Regions from separate parts of the Mus musculus genome. Here all the other regions are linked to region 2. The links are chromatin loops, found by intact Hi-C in ENCODE. Cell type or tissue: left cerebral cortex. All regions are shown on one strand.

What was found. Hi-C counts contacts between places; a loop is a spot of excess contacts. Peaks named below come from ENCODE experiments on the same cell type or tissue, not always from the same donor. Only the 100,000 strongest peaks of a DNase experiment are listed, where the experiment ranks them.
Region 1: it touches region 2 in a loop (2.2-fold over the local background); 3 of 42 quality-filtered maps call a loop at or near these places.
Region 3: it touches region 2 in a loop (5-fold over the local background); 5 of 42 quality-filtered maps call a loop at or near these places.

The regions. Positions count from the first base shown.
Region 1 is chr3:61,481,928-61,489,927 of GRCm38, reverse strand. No RefSeq gene overlaps it. Among named protein-coding and RNA genes, the nearest start is that of Gm40061, 94 kb to the right of the region's middle. In left cerebral cortex, no CTCF peak of the experiment used is centred here; DNase peaks (open chromatin) are centred at 2,926, 3,792, 6,045 and 6,463; H3K27ac peaks cover 1,791 bases.
Region 2 is chr3:61,360,657-61,368,656 of GRCm38, reverse strand. It overlaps Rap2b (RAP2B, member of RAS oncogene family), which reads right to left and starts at 4,150. Exons shown (of 1, transcript NM_028712.4): 1 at 1-4,150. The coding sequence starts at 3,600. The coding sequence ends at 3,049. In left cerebral cortex, no CTCF peak of the experiment used is centred here; DNase peaks (open chromatin) are centred at 3,557, 4,133, 4,842, 5,592 and 3 more places; H3K4me3 peaks cover 5,857 bases; H3K27ac peaks cover 3,259 bases.
Region 3 is chr3:62,189,472-62,197,471 of GRCm38, reverse strand. No RefSeq gene overlaps it. Among named protein-coding and RNA genes, the nearest start is that of Arhgef26, 150 kb to the left of the region's middle. In left cerebral cortex, a CTCF peak has its summit at 4,753; DNase peaks (open chromatin) are centred at 2,837 and 4,778.

The sequences.
Region 1 (8,000 bases), 120 kb before region 2:
TTGCAGACCCCTTCAGCTCCTTGGCAGACCCAGCATTCTAAGGAGCAGTAAGTTTGTGGGATGAAAAATCCCACTGTCAGAAGGAGGCTACTTTCCTGTGAACTGTACATCACAGACGTCCTTGAGATCTCATAAGCATCGAGGTTATTGTCACTACTTACGGTTGCAAAGAAGAATCAGATGGAAAGTCCCTATTGTTAACACAACACAAGCTTTGAAGTAAGACTAGAGGTGAGCTGGGTATTCCCTCTCCACTGATGGCTTTATCTTGACCAGAGGCATTATGCATGCTGTAAGGGAAGACTTGTCACTAGATGTCCTGCTGTATTAGGTATCCTTCATGCTATTCCAGGCAAGCTATACACACTGTTACAATCATGTGTGTGCTGTGGGTGCGAATAACTGTGTCCTGGATAGATTTAATGTCCCTTTATAGGAAGGAACCCAGGCTTGAGACTATAAGACAAAATCCTCCAGCTAGGGAAATCACAGTCCTCAGTGGGAAGGCAATTGTTATAGGCATGTGATTGGATGCCAAATTGCCTTCTAAACATTTATGCTTACAGATTACTAAGGCTGTCTACTTCAATCACAGATGGAAACTTTGGTTCTATATTGACAGCAGCTACTGATATATTAATGACCAGTCAAGCTCTTAAGAATAAATGACTGGGGCTGGTGAGATGGCTCAGTGGGTAAGAGCACCCGACTGCTCTTCCGAAGGTCTGAAGTTCAAATCCCAGCAACCACATGGTGGCTCAACCATCTGTAACAAGATCTGACGCCCTCTTCTGGAGTGTCTGAAGACAGCTACAGTGTACTTACATATAATAAATAAATCTTTAAAAAAAAAAAAAAGAATAAATGACTGATGTTGTGCCATAGCAAGCCACTGCCCAGACACAAAGAGAAGAAAATTATCAGATGTGTACATCACCAACTCCAAAAACCTCAGGCAACATCCAGTAAGAGGGAGTGAAAGAACTCTGGCAGGCCACAGAACAGAAATGCCAAGAGAAAGGATATTATATTGTATGACTAATTCCTTCCTTGGGGAAGGAAGAAGGAAGAAAATAAAGGAAGGCTTAAAATATTGGAAGGACTCAGAAACAATATTCTCAAGTTCCTTCCTAAGTTTATAGAGTCAATAGTCACATGCTAAGGAGTAGGGTCTGTCTGTTAGAGCCCACTGTAAGCTGTGCAGAGAGCTCCAGCCACTCGGCTTTTGTGAGCTATATGGTGCTGGATGGCCTTTTCAATGAGGCAGCTGCATCTGAGTTGCTACGCTCCTGAAATTAACCCCTCATCTATATCTTGCTAATCATACCAGTGAATGCAAGACTCACCAAGCAAGACTTATTTGGAACCACTTCTTTAGATTCTCACCGGTGCCTTATCTGAGATGAACAATTACTTGCCAACATCTCCCCTGGAAGTCACACAGCAGGTATGTACTGTTTAATTTATACAGTTATCCAGAAGCTAAATATCCCACTGCACAAAACATACTCCCTGCATTCCACCTGAAACCTTTTCCAAAGATAACTAACTACTAATAGTGTTTCTATTAGTCACATCTATAATATATATATATATATATATATATATATATATATATATATATATATATATATATACATACATACCAGGGCTCAAGGTACTGTTTTCTTGGCTGTCATTAGAAAGCGATAGAGATAATGTCAATGACAGATATTATTAGGATTCATTTTATTACTACTTTTTAAAAGACCATTAGTGTTTAGTTTCATGCTAAGTCTCTAGGTTAAATGGTCGTCAGATTTCTGCTCCTGCAACAAAATAGCCAAGAAAACAACTTCAGAAGATGGCTTTACTGTGGCTCAGTGTACAGTTTCAGAGACTTTAATCTATAATTGGCTTTTTCCCTACCATGAGACCATGGCGAGGCAGACTCTCATGGCAGAACATAATTACTCAACTCGTGGTAGCCAGGAAGCAGAGAAAGAGAGAGACAGACACAGACATTACCCAAGATTTAGTAGAAAGGACATGCCCCTGTGACGTCACACTTAACCCCACCTCTCATTCCCATCACATTCCAATAATGCTGTCATATTGTTATTCCATGACTACACCGATCAATTGATTAAGTCAGACTCCTTGTGACCCCATTGCCTCCTCATCAGATCTATTCACTGGGAGCTCAGGCTTTACCACCATATACAAGCCATTTTACAATGCTAACTAAAATTCCTCAGATGCCAACAGGCACACTTTGTAAATGAACCTGAGGAAAATAGACTTGATCTTCAAAATAATTGCAACTTAGTATTTCATGTTAAAACAAATAAGCATTATTATTTGTTAATTTAGGCTGAAGCCTTAGGAAAAAATTATTCTTTTTATATATTGCCATACAAATGACACCAGCTGCCTGAAGAAACAGAAGAAAAGGAGAAATTTGAGCAAATCATTTTTGTTTGTTTGTTTTTAATTTGTTAGACGCTACAGATTTACACTAGTCAACTGAAACAGTTTTAACATTTAGAAGCTTGATAATACACTTATTAAATTTTCTTTATATTGCCTGCGTGGTTTTAACACAAGTCAATTTCTAAAAGGAAATGTTTGCAGTCCAATGTTCTTACGAACACCCAGGAAAAAGGGATTATTGAAATGAGTGGAGCCAGGAACAGTGAGAATAACAACAATCACACAGAATTCAGCTGCCTCACCCCATTTACTGTGCAGCCTTGATCTCACATGATATTTGGTTTTTAATGAATGCAAGACCAGCCAGTGATTTGCTAAAATTCCCTGATGTATAAATGCCAAAGGCTCTGCACGAGCAGCGGGCCCAGTCAGCGTTATTCACAAGCTCAGCCTTCCAGGCCTTTTGCCTTTAGCTACTGTTTAATACCAGCTGTTTGTCCTTTCTCTTCCTCCTGCTTCTCTACCTCCTCCAGGTCTGCTTTAAAATCTACCCCCACAGAACCAAGAATCCTTCTCAGTTGCCTTAGCAACTCTCTAACATAGGATGGCTCCCAGCTTCTGAGGCTAGTTCCACCACATCCTTCAATTAATTAGTTAAGCTAAGCTTTTGATGAAGAGTCAGATATTCCTTAGGCCTATAATCATGAATTGGATGGCCAAAGTTTGCTTATCGAGCCACATACTTCCTGTGTGCATCCTCAGGCTGTCTCTCTCCAAGGTCCCTTTCCAATAGAAGAACGAAGGGCTGCAATGTTATGACAACCCATTTTTTTATTGGATATCTTATTTATTTACATTTGAAATGTTATCCTCTTTCCTGATTTCCCCTCCGGAAATTCCCCATCTATTCCCCTCATCTGCTGCTTCTATGAGGGTGGTCACCCATGCATCCATTCCCACCTTACTACCCTGGCACTCCCACCTTACTTCTACACTGGGGCATTAAGCCTTCACAGAATCAAGGGCCTTTCCTCCCATTGATGCCGAAAAGGCCATACTCTGCTGGAGCCATAGGTCCCTCTGTATGTACTCCTTTGATTCGTGGTTTAATCCCTGAAAGCTCTGGAGGGTCTGGTTGGCTGATATTGTTGTTCTTCCTATGAGATTGCAAACCCCTTCAGCTTCTTCAGTCCTTTCTCTAAGTCCTCCATTGGGTTTCCTGTGCTCAGTCCATTGGTTGGCTGCGAGTATCTGCCTCTGTATTTGTCAGACTCTGGCAGAGCCTCTCAGGAAATAGCTATCAGGCTCCCTCTCCATTTTCTGTCAATACTGCCTTGAAGATTTACTTTGGTAAAATGTCTCCTGGTTGTTCTGGCCATTTGGCATCTTCTAAAGCTTGGCAGAATTCCTTAGTTGGCAGCATTGAGGTTGGTATGTTTTTCTCCTTCAGGTCCTCTCTGAGATTCAAAATGTTCATGTTTTTAAGCAAAATACCACCCAGGCCAGGCTGTGTTTATGTGTTCAGAGAAATTCATCTCAGACCTACCTTTCCACCCAGGTGCTGCTGCTCTACAGTGAGAGTGCTGATGGCCAGGCAAGGTCAAAGTGAGCCCTTCATCTGACCTGACTCAGGACCAGGCCAGATGGAAGTGCCTGATTCCTCACATTTAAGAAAATGTTTTCTTACTTTGAAAAAGACATGTGGGAACAAATTTTTGCTAGTAGAGTTTGTCAATTTATTGAGTTCTGGCTATAGAATATACATAATATCATAAGGTGTAGGTGAGCTAAAAAAAATTTTACTTGCATAAAATATGGTCATTAAACATTTTACACTATTGTAAACTTAGCTAAACTCAAAGAAGCTTGACTGTTTTAACATTTTTACAGAAGAAAAATTAATTAAATATATATGCAATATTTTCTCTTGAACCCAGCCAGGCTTATTTTGTTGTTGTTGTTGTTGTTGTTGTTGTTGTTATCATTATCATTATTATACATTTACAGTGAACACTAAGGTAAATCAGCAAACAGAATTGATAGGACCAAAGCTAAGTAAGGGTGATGAAAATAAGTTTTTCTACCTGCATTTAGAGTAGAGAAGATGACTGAGCCTGCTTGTTCAGTAGCTATAGGCTCCACTGTGGCAAAACTTCTAGCTCTGTGGGTAAGGATGCATGTCTGACATGGCATAAGTCTATAGATCAGAGGATAACTTGCAAGAATAGCTTCTTTCCTTCCACTTTGTGGGTCCTTGTGATTAAATTCAGGACCTCATGTTGGTTGAAAGGACTTTTATCTTCTAAGCCATCTCTCTAGAATCGTTTACTGTCATTTTTAAACTGAGCACTTCAGCTGTACTCATAAAACCTTTATAGGCAACTGAACAATAATGGATTCAATGAGAAGCTATGACCATGCAGGGTTTATTAACTTATTTTTAAAGCCATAAGCTCACGGGATGAAAGAGTTTGGGGGCACAAAATGTTAATGGCAACACTCAAGAGGCTGAGGCAGGAGGGTCACTGGCTAGATAGCTAAACCCTCTTCAACAAAAACAAGTCCATATTGTTGGCATTAGAAGCAGCTTTACAGTCAGCCTTGGAATCCAGAGATGATGTCAGCCCTAGGTGCCAAGGACCCTTTTGCATCTGTTGCCATGGCAGCCACCACAGACTCCTGGCATACATCTCACCTGCGCCTGTCATTCATTATCTGGCATCTATGTCATGACCCAAATAAAAGACTGAAACCTCGACCCCTCTCCCCTTTTCTCCCTCATTCTCCTCTTCCTCGATTTCTCCCTCTCCCCCCACCCAATAAAAAAAAATCCTCTTCTTGTGGAACTGTGCTGGCCTGGCGTGATGTGTCTGGAAAAGAACCACCTTCGAACTAACACTTATGCCTGTGAACAATTAAGTGTTTCGTTTTATCTAGGACCAAACCCACAGCTTCACTCATGTGAGGCAAAGGCTATAGCACTAAACTATACAATCCCATTCCCATGTTATTTTACTGTGTCCTAGAGCTAAAAGTAGTCATATATCCAACACGGATTAAATATTTAAAAAAGTAAACACTGACTTGGAACATATTACAAACAGGTGTGTAGTTCATCTGTTAGCTCAAAACCCGTACTTCAATCTACTGACTTAACAGTTCAAAGCATGTCACAAAGAAGTGCTATTGAAAATTACAAAATAGTCAAGTGTCCCTCTAGGACATTAGAGATTATTTCAGCAACTATAGCAGCCCTCCTGTCATGAAGCTGCTTCCTTCACATTAAGGAAATTCACTTGTATTTTTAGATACTCATAATTATCCCCCATCCTCCTATTATGTAACATCATTACAAGAATAGATTTCTGTGGCAATAAAACAATGTTTACTGCTTCTTTATCAGCCTGCCATGCAGAATTATTTTAAAAGTCCAGTCTCTTGTTAACATGTACTTATTCATAGTGCCAATTTACTGCCAAAAAACACATTAATCTGGGCCTAACTCAAGTCACTGCTTATAATTTGTCCTGTTAAGTTTTCTGTGAAGGGAGAGATTAGCAGGCTCCTCTCTTTCATAAAACACAGCATGACGATAGCTAGCTTTATTTTTTTAAGGGCAAGCAAGGCTCCCTCCTTGCTACTTTAGTTTTCTCCTTGGAGGAAAATAGTTTTTTACTTCTCCCCTACAGGATAAATAAACTCCATTGTATTTGCTGGAAATCCTATCTAATTTAGCCCAGAACAGCTTGTTGAGGACATATTCAGAGGACTTTGCAATTTTTCTGACATTAAGAGCGATGAATCTATATCTCATTAAGAGCTATTTTTGCCTTCCTCACTTACTTTCTCAATATCCTTGCAAAAGGAAGCTTCTCTCTCACCCAAACAAACTTGTGCGCCGCCACTTTCTCCTGTGGAAGGGTTTTTGTTATTGAAGATTGAACAGCTAGTGTTTTCTTTTCTCAAAGTGAATTATCTTCATCAAGCAACCTTAAAGAATTTTTAGAGGCTCTGCTTCTTTTAATGAGATCGTTTTTCCTCTCTCATTTGGAATAAGCCCGAATCTTGCCATCTTTGAATCATTGACCTAGTTACTCAGGCCTCCAGCCAATGTCCCTGCTTGCTCTTTATGTTTCCCACTCTGTATCAAATCCCTTAGGAAGCCCTTCAAAGACACGGAGTGTGGTCCATGCCAGCACCTTCTTTCCCAAGAATGCATACTTCCATATGCTTTCCGACATGGTGTCCTTCACTATATATCCCAAGTGAGTCTGCAAAATCTGAGTCAGACTTGTCATTTTCTCAGCTTGAGATAGGCCAATGGTTTCTTTTCAAGCTTAAAAAATACTGCAAAATCTTAACCATGGTTTGCATGACTGGATCCATCACCCAGTCCTTTCCAGCTTCACAGAGTCTTTCTCCCAGCGAGCTTGGCCACAATGGATTCCATAGCTTTCATCTCTTGCCTCAGAATCTGAGGCTTTGGAGCTTCTACATGCTGCTGGTCCTGCTTATTCCTTCCCTGCAGCAAATTGTGATCAATCAAGACACTCCTAAGAATAGCAGACATGCTCTACAGCTTCCCCCGCCCCCACTATGCATAACGTTTCACATAACACCTATTACTACAAACAGCAGAGTTTGTTTTTCTCTTTCTTACTCAGATAGGAATTTTCTGCACCAAGGTGCCTTGCTCATTTCATTGTATCCTCTACTTTATATGAATCTAAAACAGAGTAAGCATTCAGTTGTTCCAAGATGGATTTCACTTAGAGAAGCAACTCAATAAAATTTTCTCTTCATTAGTGTCTTCCTTATTTATATAATCTTTCTTAGAAAAAAAAATAACAAAGTCTTTCTGGTTTCCACAATAACATTTGTTGGCATGGCTAAGAGAAGCAGGATCCTGGCCACATTTGGAAAACTCTATGCAATCGATGTGTTAAAAAATAATGTGAAATCATGAATTTTGCCTAAAAGCAAGTCATATAACCTCTTATATAATAAGTTAATTTCCATTGCTTAAATAAGTCCATATGTTAAAATTACCCACTTGTAAGTAAAACTTTGAAAACATCTTCGATTTTGCAATTTCTCTCTTTGATAGTTTAAAATTCAGTAATCATGTAATTTTTCCTCACTAACATAGATACTCCATGCCACATCCAAGCACTGATGAATGCTATTCACAAATAATTCAGATAGTTTTCTTTTTCTAGCAGGGTCCATCTATAAGTCCTAGAGAAAGTAGCAGACAGAGGATGATAGGCAGCATATGCCCTAAAACTCTAGAAATACTGCTCAAAAATTCTAGGCATGCTGAAGCTTATTTTATTTCACTTGAATTAATCAATTTGGTGTGTGAACTTAAAGCATTTTAATGAGGCTTTCAACACAATTAAGGAAATTGTGGTGACTTTTTCACTACCATAAGCATAGTGACATTAGTCCCACTCAGCTTTACTAAGAATTTCCAATGAAATAATACCAGTGCCATGGCAATGAATGTAGAGTCAGTAGTCTTTAAAAGACAACTTAGTGGACTACTTTGAACACTATTAGCAAGCAGACATACTACGTTCGAGAGT
Region 2 (8,000 bases):
CCACCTGACTCAGTTCCTTTAGCAGTTAAACCAGCCTGACTTTTGCCCTGAAACAAATGCTTGTATTGCCTCACAGCACAACACTAGATGAAGTTCTTCCTAGCCAAATAAACTGTCACCCTTAACATTACCTTCTTAAAGCAAGAAAGCAAAAACAAAAAGGCCAAGAGACAAATGTCTATGTTGCCATGAAAATAACAGTCGCAAGCCAAACAACTCAGGGCTCCATTTTCCTGCAGCAGCTTTAATTGTACAATCCAAAAGCATTTATTTTACAGTACTCAGTAGAAACATGTTTTCAAAAGCCTGCCCTGCCTTCCATGACCTCTGGGAAGCCTCTGGAGAGGTGATTAATGCACCAACAATCTAGATCACTGTCCACCTTCAAGTATTTTCTGAGCTATATACTTGGCAACACTTTTGTTCAAAGCCTTCCAAATCATGAGAAGAGGGCCACCATAAGCATTTTTTTAAAAAGCAACCCCTCCAACAGTGCTTGACACATCTTCAAAATGCGTCAACACTTTAAATGTGCAACACTTTCATCGACCTAAGCAAATACACTCGTTCAAATGTTAAGAATGAATTCTTGTAAAAACATTATTTTTCAATTTGTATACTTGGAAGCAGAATCACATCTGACACTAATGGAGATGTGAGATCCGAGTTGGAGAATAAACAAAGGCCAGGACAGGCAAAATGTTCTTCCTGCCCACGAAATGATGAGATGCAACTTGGATGGAGAAAAAAAAAAATTAAGGCAATATATATTGTTATAGCTTTAAAGAAACCTGTGATCTCTTTTGGCTTTGCCAAGGGAGTAAATTCCTTAGTTAAGACTCTTCAGACATCAGCTTTGCCTCAGGAACCTGTGGTATTATATCTTATAGATACTTTGTTATTCTGTAAAGATTATTGTACTGGAGAGCCCAAGCAAAATACAAATAAAACACCAACACACATTGCCTCCTACTTTTAAAAACTGTTGTGGGCAAATAGAAGGAGAGCAAGGGAATCCTCTTCGTCTTGTTTACTTTTTGTTCTCAATCTTTGATTTGGTTCCAAATAAAAACTTTGGAAGGGTTGAAATAACGGCTAGAATAATTGTATTCCATCCATACGTTGTAGAGGGCAGGGTGTGTGAGATCAAAGTTAAGATCACTTCTGACTCGGTGTGGGACATAAACAGACAACATCAAACCAAGACAAATAGAAAGTGCCCCTGTTAGTTATTCTGCCAGGTCCACTTTGCTTTCCCAGGCCTAAGAGGGTGTTACTAGCTGGGGGTGGGGGGGGAGTCGGGGAGGGGGGGACTTGCCCCTTTGCTATCAACAGTAAAGTTCATTACTCTTCTTCAGCAGAGCAGTGCTTCCTCATCTGGACAGTCAGATGCCCTGGCCATACCCTGTGAGTCTTAGGCCTTGATACTTTTCTCCACTTTTAAAGACTTGGAAACATTGTTACCCAATTTTTCATAGAAATAATCCTATCTTCAAATTTTGACACATAACTCAAAAGGCATCATGGACCTGGCCCGATCCACCTCCCCGCCTGGCACCATATTCACGGAGACTGTAAATCACTGAATATGAAACACAAAACCACAAATAGTTTGGGGTTTCTTTAAAAATGACAGTTGTATTAAAAGTCTTAAAATGAAGAGACAGTGACTAAATGAGTGGAATTAAAAGTTACAACTTGTTAAAATTCTTTTGGTACATCACAATAAAATTTTGCTCTTTGCCTCTGGAGGAACACCCTGTAACAGATAACAGACATTTCGAAAACAACAGAAAAGGAGAGCTAAAACCTGAAATTAGAACAAAATGAAGGGGGAAAAAATTCAAGACTTATGGACTTAACATTGAAAAAAAAAGCTAAAATTAATGAAGCAATTCACGGAATAACAGGTCCTATTCATCCTGGCTCTTTCAGGAAGATGCTTAAAGTAGTTTTGGGGAAAGCAGAACAGCAGATTCTGGGACATGGTGGGAATTCACAGGTTGGCACCGGCTGGAACAGCTGAGTTTGAAGGCACTCTGCAGACACAGGGGTGCTGGGCGCCCTGAATCACATTTACGAAGTCTTTGTATTGTATTTTTAAAAGCTAGTCAGCAAAATCTGTCACTGCCAACCACAAAAAAAAAAAAAAAAAAAAAAAAAAGCTATACTTACACTCATACACACACACACACACAATAGCACACACAAAAAATGTGCAGATTTGTAACATTTTTCACAGCTGATTAAAAAAAAATACTACCATTCTCCCCCCAGACTCCCCTTTGATACAGTAGGTAATCAAAATAGATTTTTTTTCCCCACAAATATCAGCAGACACTTCCTGGCACCCCACACTGTATTGGCATCAGTGTTAAACAGTCCCAGTTCACATGTGCAATACTTCAGATTGGATACACTGTAACAAGAACCCAACTTTGCATAGACATCCTCAGAATCGTAATCAGTCCCTGGGTTGCCCTTCCAAGCTGGCAGAAAAGGAACCCCTGGTCTTAATTTCTAAATAATCCTGGAAAACAAGGAAAAAAAGTTTCGTCCCCTCTTCTGGCTCCTTCATATGATTTTCTTGGACCTCTTTCCTTGTGTTAAAACTTGGAACTATGAACAGTTGCTCAGGGGAACCCTCCCCCACTGCCTCCTTCCCCTTCACTTCCTCTGCTTCGCCACCCCCATTTTTTTTTTTTCAGGTTTGAAACTTTTGCTTGCCGGTGTCAAGCAGCCAATACAGAGCCTTAATGGCTATTTAAACGGGGAAATATGCATGAACCAAAATCAACGAGGAACGTACACGCTGTATAGAGCCATTTTTCCACCGGGGTCTCAGATGCTCTGCAACGTACACCCTCTCAGACCCTGGCTGAAGGCTGGGGATGCTGGCTACACAAGTCAGCCAGGTTCCTCGGACATCCCAGCCAAGACAACAAAGTCGTCTCCAATCTCAAAGCAAGAAGACAATCACATTAAGAGAATCGGGTGCGTTTGGCTTTGTGCACAGAGCGTGGCCAGCGCCCGGCGGCAGACGGCGCCTCACAGGATCACGCAGGCCGAGCAGCAGCCCTCGTCGCCGTTGGGCTGTGCCGCGTAGTTCATCTGCCTCACGATCTCTGCGAATAGCTCATCCACTGAGGCTTTGTTTTTGGCCGATGTCTCCATGAAGGGGCAGCTCCACTCCTCGGCCAGGGCCTTACCCTCGCCATAGGAGACCTCACGTTCACCCTCCAAGTCCACCTTGTTGCCTACCAGGATCATGGGTACGCGCTCGTACCGCTTCACGCGGATGATCTGGTCCCGCATGGGCTTGATGTCCTGGAAGCTCTGCTGGTTGACCAGGCTGTAGACGAGAATGAAGCCCTGGCCATTCTTGATGTACAGGTCCCGCATTGAGGCGAACTGCTCCGTGCCCGCGGTGTCCAAGATCTCCAGCACCGACGGCGACGAGTCCACCTCGATCTCCTTGCGGTAAAAGTCCTCGATGGTCGGGTCGTACTTCTCGATGAAGGAACCTGTTACGAACTGCACGGTGAGCGCGGACTTGCCCACGCCGCCCGAGCCCAGTACCACCACTTTGTACTCTCTCATGGCTCCGTCGGCGCCCTCGTCGCGCCTGCCGCGGCCCCGTCGGGGCTGCGCGCCGGGGAAGGCTGGGCTGGGCGGACGGGTGGACTTCTCCCCTTCCTCAACTTCGCAGGAAAAACCCCGGCGAGACTAGCCCGGTAGCACGGGCTCGCCAACAGACTAGCAGAGCCCCGCGCCAGGCCGACCGGCAGCGGGGGCGCGTCCCTAGGGCGCGGGTCCCGGGCCCCGCAGCAGCCCTGTCGGAGGACCCTGAGGACAATGCGCGCAGCCGGAGCAAGACAACGGCTGGAGCTCTTCGCCCCGGCAGCCTGGGAGGGCCGGGAGGAGGTGGCGGCTGGTTGCAGAGGCGGCTGCTAATTGGGCGTCCGGCTGAGACACGCGTGGCATGAGTCCCCGCGGAACGTGCGTCCAGCTCCGCGACCCATCACTCTCTCTCCTCTGTCTCCCGCAGCCTCCGCTGGGCGAGGGCTTCCTACTCGCCGCGCGCAGCCCAGCCCTCCCCGCCCAGCCGAGCATGCCCAGTACGTCGCCCGCGGTGCCCCGCCCGAACTCCGCTCCAGCTTTTCCGCCGCATCGGGAGGGGGCGTGACAGAGGGTGTGGCAAACAGGGGCTGGGCGGGGCAGGGCGGGGCGGCGCGAATCTTGGAACTGGGCAGTCTTGCTTGTGTGTGCTTGTAAGTGGAAAGCTCGCCAAACCGAAGTCACCTCGGTCGGGGCTGTGCGGCTGCCGGCCTCCTATGGGGACAGCAGGCAGCAGCTGGCTGCGACCTCTTCGTCGGCTTGCGCTGTTAAAGGATAGACACTTGTCCCCGAACTCAGGCTGCTGCGCGCCTCTCAGGATCGTACACTTGCAGGGCATTTTTCAGGCCCCGGAAGGTAGCAGAGGTTCGTGCTCCCACTTGGCCCGGTGTTCCTCAGTTTCCCACGAAGAACTCGACCTGAGTCCCTGTCCGGACAAGGAGTTAGGGCTGGGAATCTGTGGAGAGCTGCAGCCTTCAGGGCAAGAGTTGCGGGGTCATCCTACGTCTCCCCCCTCCCCAACACCCCTTTGGTTAGAGCCAAAATATGGCTTGTGGATCGAGCCCCGTGGCTCCCGCACCGAGTCAGGGCATGCTCAGTCGGAGGAGCAGGTTTGGGGCTTGCAAGTAGGAAGGTTTCGCACCGCACACCCACACGCCAGCTCAAATTACCTCTCCCAGACTCCCAACTCATTGGCCCCAGGATGTGAGTCTCACACCCCCAAATGTTTTTCCATTGGCTGTTGCTGAGGTTTTGTCGCTTTAGACAGCTTCATTGGCTGCAAAGTCGCCTCCGCTCAGGATTGGTTATTTATAGAGATTGAGTGGAGAGGCGGAGGCCCAGCTGTTCCTTCTCCACTGCTCCCCGCCCCCTTCCACCCACTGCCCGGGCCTGTGCATCTGAAGCTGAGAGGGGAAAAGAAGGAATTTAGGTGGAGTGCTCCAAACTAAATATAGTCCTTTGTTGGTGTTCAGGAGGGAGTCTGACTTCTTTAAGCCCAGTCACGACCGTCCCTTAAAGAGAGCAACTAGAGCTCATTGCTGCTCCCCGTCTTTAAGAAACCCTGAAGTTCCTAACTTGATCTTAGCAGGAAGAAGGCTGGGATGAGCAATGAGCCACCGCAAGTTCGTGGCATCAGGGGAGGTGGGGCTGCCCGGGCTTGCCTCTTCCCAAAGCTCTGTTTGGTGGGGAGGGCAGTCTCAAGACTTGGCTCCGCTCAGTTGCACGGCGATGTGAGGTGACGCCTGGACTTGTCCCGAGTCTCTCTAGATCCTTGCTAGGAGAGATGTCGAGACCTGTCTGTGTACTGCACTGGCAGCGGGAGCCCGGGGGCACAGAGGGGTGGGGATCGGCTTTGTGTCGAGTCAACCAGGGTTAAGTAGCCAGGCTTGCTATCCCCCTGCCACTAGCCTCTGCTTTAAACGTCCTCACGGAAGGAAGAACCGAGCAGTGTTGCTTTTGGTTCCAAGTCACAGCGGTACTTAGGGCTCCATTTGGGAGTGAACCTGCTCCAGATTCTTGGCTGCGGCCCCGAGTGTCCACAGCCGCAAGTACCTGCCAGCAGAGCCAGGCAGAACCTCAGTATAATCCTGTGCCTTACTAAGGTGAAGTGCTTTCTCTCTGCCTTGGCTCTGCCTTTTAGTGGAGGAAGGGTTTTCATGGTCGACTACTGACTGCTTCGATATAATTATGCTTATATAATTCTTCAGAGAATTATCTCTGAAGCAAAACTTTAATATAGCCGGCTAGAACCCTGCCAACATTCTGCCAGTGTTTAATGCCTGCCAAGTGTTTTGCATGCACTATCTCAATTACCCCTTATAATAATAATTACTTATATGCCCATTTTAAAGATGAAGAAACTGAGGCTCCCAGGTGTTCAATAGCTTGCCTAAGAGTGGCAGAGCCAGGATTACAACCTAGGTGTTTGATTGTATAGCACTCAAAGGGCTAGTGTGCTTTCCCACAAAATTATCCCCAGCTTTTCTTCTCATGTAGAATTTCGTAATATAATCAGAGATGGACCCTCTGCTATGACCGTGCTTTGCACTCTTCTTGTGGAGATGACATCTCTCTGGAAGGCGCTTCCTCATCTACATTATGGCTCCAAGGGATGGAGACTCTGAAATATTTTTCTGTGTGGTGCCAAGCCCACCTCCAGGATCTTTTGGGGGACTCCCAACTCACCCATCTCCAGTTAATAATTCTTTGTTGGGCTGTGTGCTTTATTGAGGTGCTGTGGGCTCACAAAGGTGTGTTTCTTAGTAACATGAAAGAAAATGCTTCCAGCTTATATGTGTAGTCTGTCATTTCAAACTTTGGACCTCGCTCAGTGACGGCTTGGGTCATTGAACGAGTCCAGGGAGCTTCCTAACCTTAGTTTGTCTATCTATAAAATAGTGATTATGAAATTGGCCCTGCCCGCAGGACAGTACTAGGTACCTTGAACAGCAGTGCCCTCTCTTTACAGCAGAAAGGTGAGCAGAGTCAGAGCCTTGGTGTTCTGGCTGCTCTCTGCAGCAGTTTGGTGCATTCCAGGGAGATAATAATGACCAGACAGTGGATAGATAGTAACACCCATTAAAGCCATTGTGCACGAGGTATTTATCAACTACTACCCTGCCTGAGCAACGGGACAGCCCCATCTAGAAGAGATATCCATGTAGACAAGTAGACCATACTACCGAAGCTTGATGGCTTTTTCTTTCTTTTTTATTTTTTTAAGATGTATTTATTATTATATGTAAGTACACTGTAACTGTCTTCAGACACCAGAAGAAGGCTTCTTCAACAACAGAAAAAAAAAAAAAGTTGCCATTTGAAAACATTCTATTTGGCATTTTTTTAGTAGCAGTTTTTAAACTATATCCCAATTATTTCCCTCAAATAAGATATACACAGGGAATTATGATTTAATATGAAGCCACGGCCCAAAAATTTTAGGAGGGGTGCCAGAGACTGAACCATTGTTTACTGTGATAATTAAGTGGCATACCATTGAACTATGTACTCAGCAATGTATGTGTATGTATGTGTTGAGAGTAGCTAGGCTAACAGGCCTGGATTGCTTAACTTAGCTTAAAGCATACATATTTTAAAGTTAATCACTTCCTTATATCATAGTTTTGTTTGTTTTGATTTTTTAATGAGTCATTATCTGCCCCATGGTATAAGGATTTATAGAACTAAGTCTGATTACCCTAACCACCATGTAAAACGTTAGAAGGCATTACCACACCTGGTTTATCTTAGAGCCTCCAATGGTTCATGATATTTATTATGATAAGAGACCCTCAATAAATATCCATCAGTACATAGGTAAATTGTTGCTCTTATGAGCTCTATCTGTGGTAGAAGGTTTTGATAATCCTTGATAAGCCATAGCAACTCCTTGGTCCAAAGAATATATATATATAGTTATATATCCTAATGGCCAAGTCTCTGAGTCCTGAAAATGCTGGAGAAATGACAACCAAGAAACCACACTGTCTTGAGTGACTACATAGAAATAATGCTGCCCTCAAGAGAGGCATTCAAGCTTCAGAGGGCAAATGCCCTCTGTGAAGAAGACACTGTCTTCTGATAATGTGAAAAGGAAAACAGCCTAAAGGAATTCACATAAGGGCAGCCTAGCTTTAAACAGATGCCCATACTTGATCTCCCCATTCACAGGACAGTTGCTAGGTCCCTTGCGAGATGTAGCTCTGGGCCTGCAAGGAAAGCAGGGATGCTACAAGGTGATGCTAAAGCTCTCAAGCAGAAAACTGCTCAGTTACACAGCCCATCTGTACAAAGGAGCTGATTTAACTGTGTCTGTAGATCTCCCAGAGCTAACTGCAGGTACACAAATCATTCTAAACTCTCCTCATTTAGAAAATCCCCAG
Region 3 (8,000 bases), 830 kb before region 2:
AGTCCAGTGCCTTGAGGCTTTTCTATAGTGGCAGATTATGCATGTCTGGTTGGAAAAAAGGCGAGTCTGAGAGACAAAGGGGCAGACAGACTAAAGAGAACTGTAGTCTCTAGAAACCCATCTTGTCTAGTGTGACAGTTCACTTCATGGCTAAAGAGGACATATTTAATCATGTGATGAGATTCTGTGATGTCTTCTCATGCCAAGAATTTATTCTAAACTCTATATTTTGATCTTTTTTAGTTTTTTTTCCCAGAAAGCTAACAGTTCAAATATTGTCTGCCATTAGCCTTTAGAACATAAAAGGTTAGTTTACACTAACCTTTAGCACTCTCATACTCTGCAGGGAAATGGAAAACACAGTCTCAAGAGTTATGCCTCTGCCTGTTTAGTAAGGCTCTAGTTTAAACTTATTTAAAAGCGAACTTTTCATTTTGAACACAGTAAGAATTGAGGAAAGTCTTTGAACTAGATTTCATATAGTCCATGTTTAAATTTAGGATGTTAAAGTACAGGATACCAGCAGCCCAGCAAAGAATAAAAACCTCCTGCACAGATCAGTCAGCTTAGGGCTCTGCTGGTGAGGGTCAAGATGAAACCAGGTACTAACAGCCCAGAGTTTCACAGCCTCCACACAGAGCACACATTAGTGGGGCTGATTTTTTTGCAGTGGAGCTATTTCATGAACCATAGAAAGTTTATCTGCACCCCTGGTGTCTGCCCACTAGAAACCATTATCTCATGTCCTGCTTTCCCAGGTATGACCAAAAAAATGCCACTAGACTTTGAAAAATACCTCTGACTGAGAGCTTTCTAGTACTAGTTAATTTCCTATTTTTTTTCTATGAATTTCAGATAAGATGGCATAGAGAAACCTTTGGAATCTGGGATACAAGCATTTCTTTGGGCTTCTGAGATGATATGAGGAGAAGGAAAACTCACTAGTTAATGAGCATTTGTACATAGCAGATGCACATGGTATTTTTAGGTAAAATTTGGTTTCTCATGTTGGTATGTAGGTTGCAGCTACATTGATGTTCTTACAAAATGAGCCTTTATGCCCTTGTTTTTATTTCATGGGAAATATTTTTATTCAAAGCACAAATGCAAGGAGTGGAGAACAAGACACGTACTACAATGGAAATTAAAGACAAAAATGTAAATGTTTTTATTTAAAGTAAACATTCAAGAAGTGGGTTATAAGGCATGTATTGAAATTAAAGGCAAATTTTAAAACGGGAATGAGTTGTATCATGACTAGTGCTGTCCTCAGATTCTCTGTAGTTACAGACACTTTCATGTGGCTTTTTCACCCCAATGGAAGCATATGGGAAATGTTCTGCATATTAAGCAGTGTACTTTTTGGAGAATTAAGTCCGTACCATATTTAATATTTTTAGATACAGAAATTAAAATGTAGAGGGGCCAAGTGTCTTATCCAAGATTGTGTATAGTTACTGTACAATTACTATTAGAGCTTTTATGAGTCTTTTTTCAAATTTTGTGTTCTTTATTTTGTTTCTCACACTGTAATGGACAGAACTATCTCTGAAAAAATTGGTGAATAGAGCAGCGTTTTATCTTTCCTTTCTTTTCTGTATGTCTGGACCATTCTTCTCCTTTCTTCTGGCAATGTTCTTCTCAAATATTGGATAACCAGAGCTCTTGCTTTGTTTATATATGAGCATCTAGAAATATACCTCTTATCACCCAAGGCTGCTCAGTGATCAACCAGAAGAATGAGCATGTAGAGATGGCAGCAGTGTAGAGTAGGGATGTCCCTGTCACATGTTATTGAGTTAGTCCATTCATGCTGAGGACTAACCTGGATAGTGGTAATATGCAGGGGACAGAGCTCAAGCCCAGGGTTGTACTCCGAGTGGCCTTGGAAATTTCAAACTTTAACTCTGCAAGTCCAATAACTGGAAGGTTCAACTGCTACTGGAAAGATCCAATTTCCTGTGATATTCTTAAAATCTTTTAAACGAGGGAAACAAACAAACAAACCCACCCAACAGGAGCTACACATTTTGGTCTGTGGTGTCTTTGAAATACTTAACATCTTTTCTTTCCATGTCCCATTTGTCCTTCTTTTCTTCCTCACTCTGATTTTTGTTTGTTTGTTTCGCTTATGAAGTTCAAACTGGCTTCAAACTTTTGGTCTTCCTTCCCTTCCTCTTCCATGACTTAAGGTTACAGATATAAGCCACCAAACCTGATATTATGTTTTTATTTGACTCCACAGTACTAAAACATCCCTAGATAACTGGGGAGACCAGCTGCTAGTATTTTTTCCCTTCTAGATAAATATTAAAGTATCTTTTCTTTTTTTAGCTTGTATTGTTATTATTCTCTTTCACTGACCCTAGAGATGCAGTTTGTAAAAGTAATGCTAATTCCAGTCATCTAAATTATCATTTGCCATTTATGCCAAATTGCTGTATAATACTGCTGTATACTGATTATACATGCCATTAGATAAGGGTCATGGTAGCCTTGTTTCCTTCATTATGTCACTAAATTGCAGTCATGATTCCTAGAGCTTCTAGGATATTGTGACCATTTTATAACTTACAAAGTAAGATGTAGAGAAATTTGGGAGAAGACATCTCTTCCTCCTAGCCTCAGTTTAACTATGAAATTGAGAGCATTTGTCTGACTGCCATCTTCGGGTCTCTAAAATTACTTCTTGGATCTCACACTATAAATTTTCTTCACAAATTCATCCTTTTGATACATCTAAAAAGCAACTCTTTTTTTTTCTTTCTAAAATGTGCCCTAAAAAGTCTAAAACTTGGCAAGCATGCTTAACAGGTTCAATCAAGGAAGACTGGGCAGAATTCTTGTAAAGCCAGATGTCCAGGGTGCATGCTGCCAGATAGTGCCCCAAAATATGACTGAGAAGATACACCCACAAACTCACAACATCAAGGCTGTCTGGATACAGTAGCATAATTATAATACCAGTTAATAGTCCAACAGAAGTTCCATACCTACATGGATGGCTACAGTTCCATACCTACGTGGATGGCTACAGATAATCGTTCCCGAGAGGGTGAGAATCAGTTTCTGTCAAGGATAAGCACCCATAAAAGTTGTTCAGCTGTGAACACATACACATATGAGCAACACAAAAAAGACTCAGTAGGTTGTATATGTATGTGAATACACACATGTGTGCGTGTAGCAATAGTCATTAAAGAACAGATCATGAATTAGTAAGAGTAGACATGGCAAGAGTTTGAGAGGTTGGATGCAAAGACCAGAATGATGTAGACACTTATGTATGAAGTCTACTCCAAAAATTTAAATAAAAAATGAAAAAAAGCTTACATTTCCTTCTGAATTAGTCTTTTTCCCCTACAGTTTCTGTCTTCATACATCTGTATAATTTTTGTAAACAAAAGGATACCACTATCTCAGCTTCACAGAGGTGAAATCTTAAAGGATATACCTACACATTGGTGGTCCTGCCTTCATATCTAGCATTTATGTTTTTTTAAGAACAAAAACATTTTCTATACTTTTTAATTTACTTCAATTTTGTTGTCAAACAACTATGTTGTACAATTATTTTTCAAAAGAAAATATTCTTTTGCACTGAAATATTCCTTGAATATATTAATGCTTAAGTAACTACTTCACTAAATTAAATATCCCTTTGGCTATTATCTTTAGCAAATTCATGCAAAGGTGTAAAGTTTTGATCATCATTTTTTAATATAACCACACACTCATTATCTTATAACTATTGTGTGTTAACAAGTAGCCTGTGTGCAAAATACTGTGTGTATTTTGTGTGCAAAAGAACTGCTGACTTTTGGAGTGCTTCATGATGGAGTTGAGAGAAAAAATTGCTTCCATTCTTAGTTTTAGACACACAGTGTTCTGAGAACATTCTGGAGAGGTTTGTTAGTAGGACACCTTATCTAGTACATGTAAGGCCCTGGGTCAGTACCATCATTGAAAAGGAAAATGGCCTTATCCTTATTTTCCCTGTCAGTAAGCTTTGATTTAATTTGCAAACATCCTTTCTATATGATTTAGCCAGAAATATAATAGTCGCTGATATCAGCCCTCACTTAGACTGTTCGCCAATCTTAAGTCCATTTTCCTCTTTTTAAATGCTTTATACAGTGCTTCATAATGCTCTGTGGAAGTCAGGTTTTCTTGGTGCTCCATATTTTGTGTGCAAAAGAACTGCTGACTTTTGGAGTGCTTCATGATGGAGCTGAGAGAAAATTGCTTCCATTCTTAGTTTTGGACACACAGTGTTCTGAGAACATTCTGGAGACGTTTGTGGAAACTGCTGTTAAACCAGGGATCCCAACTGCCATTCCATGGCTTCTGTCTGCCCTGTGAAGACTGCTATAGTTTTGATGTGGAGCTAGACTCAGGAGTTCTATTATTAAAAGACATGAAAATAAGAAAGGAAGGCAGGCTAAAGTTGGGCCCCGGCTAAGATTTCTTCCTATGTTTGACAAAGTTTTTGAAAAGTGAAATTTCACTTTTTAAAAAAGCTTAACACTTTTAAATGCTTTTTTTGCATTTCCTTTTCCTGAAGTGGGTTTCACACCTGTTTGTCTCTCTTAATTACCAGGAAAAGTGCCCAAAATGGAGAAAATATGACCTTAAGTGCTGATCCCTTGTGTTCAATGAGCAGAGATCACAATAACCATTTCCTGTCAGCTTTGCTGGCCAAGTTTTAGATTTTCAAAAGAAACTATTCATGACCTAGATTGCAATCATAAAATTCACCACTAGACAGAGCTGTTTGCCTTATTTTAAAACACTGCCTATTTTCAGGTTCTGCTAGAACATAAGAGCTGATGGAGAAAGGAAGCAAGCCGAATCTGTACATTGTCTGTCATGGTATGGGTGCTCTTGATGTCCTTGTGCTGCTGGTATATAATTTCCAGGTTGTTACTGTTGGTGTCAGTAGGGATGTTTTGACACTGGTGACAAACTTTCACCCACCACCAGGAAAATTTCAGTAGTTAATAAGGCATAATCAGCAAATTATGCAATTTTCTCATTCCTTTACATTATGGTAGATAAAGTCAGATGGATACACTAAATTCTGATCTTTTCATCTGGACAGTTCATACTGTGGAAAATTTGTCCTCTGCTATTTTCTGTGAAAACATTCTAATTTATAAAAAGAAAATAGAGGTTGGGGATATGGGAAGGTTTTAAAAATGTGTTATAAGCTCAATAATTCTTTACAAATATATGGGCTATACTGAAAAAGTTATGACCCAGTGTAGGTGAATGCCAGGGAAGGGAGTCAGGAGTGGGTGGGGGCTTGGGGAGAGCACCCTCATAGAAGCAGGGGAAGGGGGGATGGAATAGGGGGTTTCTGGAGGGGAAACTGGGAAAGGGAACAACATTTGAAATGTAAATAAAGAAAATATCCAAGAAAAGAATTCTATAGTCTAAATTAATCATTAGCCCAACCAACAAAGTGTTGAATTTTGGTGGTTTTCTTAGAACAGGTTCCTCTGAGGAAGGCTTTGGGCAGAAGGCCAATACAGCACCAACTTAAACAGTGAAGGGCAGAACCAGTGACTTTACTGGATAGCATTTGTTTTCACAGGGTTTCAGTTACAATGAGCTCTCCATTTTTGCAGTCTGGGTGCAGAAGAAGCATTTGCAGTGAGTAGGAATTGTGAATGGTACATTTGAAACACGTAAGCGTCTTCTGAAAAGAAACTAGTAGATTCATTTGATGTTTGACTTTACCGGAACCAAGTCATAGTCATGTGTACCCAGGCTGCTGTAATCCAGAGAAATATAGATAATGCCATTCCTCCTTGATTCTTTTCCAGATCTCCAGATAACCAGGCAATAAAACAAAGTGTAATTTATCAGAACTCGGCCAGTGACAGAGAACCCGGTTACTGCAGTGTTCATAGTAACCCAGAAAGAAGTTGGGCATACTTTAACTTTAGGGATTTGGTATCTGAAATATGGTGGACTAGATGGCTTTTCAAGATGGATAATTGAGATAGAAGTAGAAGGTACTCTACCCAACTCATTTATGAAGCCAATATTACTCTGATACCTAAACCACAGAAAGATCCAACAAAGATAGAGAACTTCAGACCAATTTCTCTTATGAATATCGATGCAAAAATCCTCAATAAAATTCTTGCTAACCGAATCCAAGAACACATTAAAGCAATCATCCATCCTGACCAAGTAGGTTTTATTCCAGGGATGCAGGGATGGTTTAATATACGAAAATCCATCAATGTAATCCATTATATAAACAAACTCAAAGACAAAAACCACAAGATCATCTCTTTAGATGCAGAAAAAGCATTTGACAAGATCCAACACCCATTCATGATAAAAGTTTTGGAAAGATCAGGAATTCAAGGCCCATACCTAAACATGATAAAAGCAATCTACAGCAAACCAGTAGCCAACATCAAAGTAAATGGAGAGAAGCTGGAAGCAATCCCACTAAAATCAGGGACTAGACAAGGCTGCCCACTTTCTCCCTACCTTTTCAACATAGTACTTGAAGTATTAGCCAGAGCAATTCGACAACAAAAGGAGATCAAGGGGATACAAATTGGAAAAGAGGAAGTCAAAATATCACTTTTTGCAGATGATATGATAGTATATATAAGTGACCCTAAAAATTCCACCAGAGAACTCCTAAACCTGATAAACAGCTTCAGTGAAGTAGCTGGATATAAAATTAACTCAAACAAGTCAATGGCCTTTCTCTACACAAAGAATAAACATGCTGAGAAAGAAATTAGGGAAACAACACCCTTCTCAATAGTCACAAATAATATAAAATATCTCGGCGTGACTCTAACTAAGGAAGTGAAAGATCTGTATGATAAAAACTTCAAGTCTCTGAAGAAAGAAATTAAAGATGATCTCAGAAGATGGAAAGATCTCCCATGCTCATGGATTGGCAGAATCAACATTGTAAAAATGGCTATCGTGCCAAAAGCAATCTACAGATTCAATGCAATCCCCATCAAAATTCCAACTCAATTCTTCAACGAATTAGAAGGAGCAATTTGCAAATTCATCTGGAATAACAAAAAACCGAGGATAGCAAAAACTCTTCTAAAGGATAAAAGAACCTTTGGTGGAATCACCATGCCTGACCTAAAGCTTTACTACAGAGCAATTGTGATAAAAACTGCATGGTACTGGTATAGAGACAGACAAGTAGACCAATGGAACAGAATTGAAGACCCAGAAATGAACCCACACACCTATGGTCACTTGATCTTCGACAAGGGAGCTAAAACCATCCAGTGGAAGAAAGACAGCATTTTCAACAATTGGTGCTGGCACAACTGGTTGTTATCATGTAGAAGAATGCGAATCGATCCATACTTATCTCCTTGTACTAAGGTCAAATCTAAGTGGATCAAGGAACTTCACATAAAACCAGAGACACTGAAACTTATAGAAGAGTAAGTGGGGAAAAGCCTTGAAGATATGGGCACAGGGGAAAAATTCCTGAACAGAACAGCAATGGCTTGTGCTGTAAGATCGAGAATTGACAAATGGGACCTAATGAAACTCCAAAGTTTCTGCAAGGCAAAAGACACCGTCAATAAGACAAAAAGACCACCAACAGATTGGGAAAGGATCTTTACCTATCCTAAATCAGATAGGGGACTAATATCCAACATATATAAAGAACTCAAGAAGGTGGACTTCAGAAAATCAAATAACCCCATTAAAAGATGGGGCTCAGAACTGAACAAAGAATTCTCACCTGAGGAATACCGAATGGCAGAGAAGCACCTGAAAAAATGTTCAACATCCTTAATCATCAGGGAAATGCAAATCAAAACAACCCTGAGATTCCACCTCACACCAGTCAGAATGGCTAAGATCAAAAATTCAGGTGACAGCAGATGCTGGCGTGGATGTGGAGAAAGAGGAACACTCCTCCATTTTTGGTGGGATTGCAGGCTTGTACAACCACTCTGGAAATCAGTCTGGCGGTTCCTCAGAAA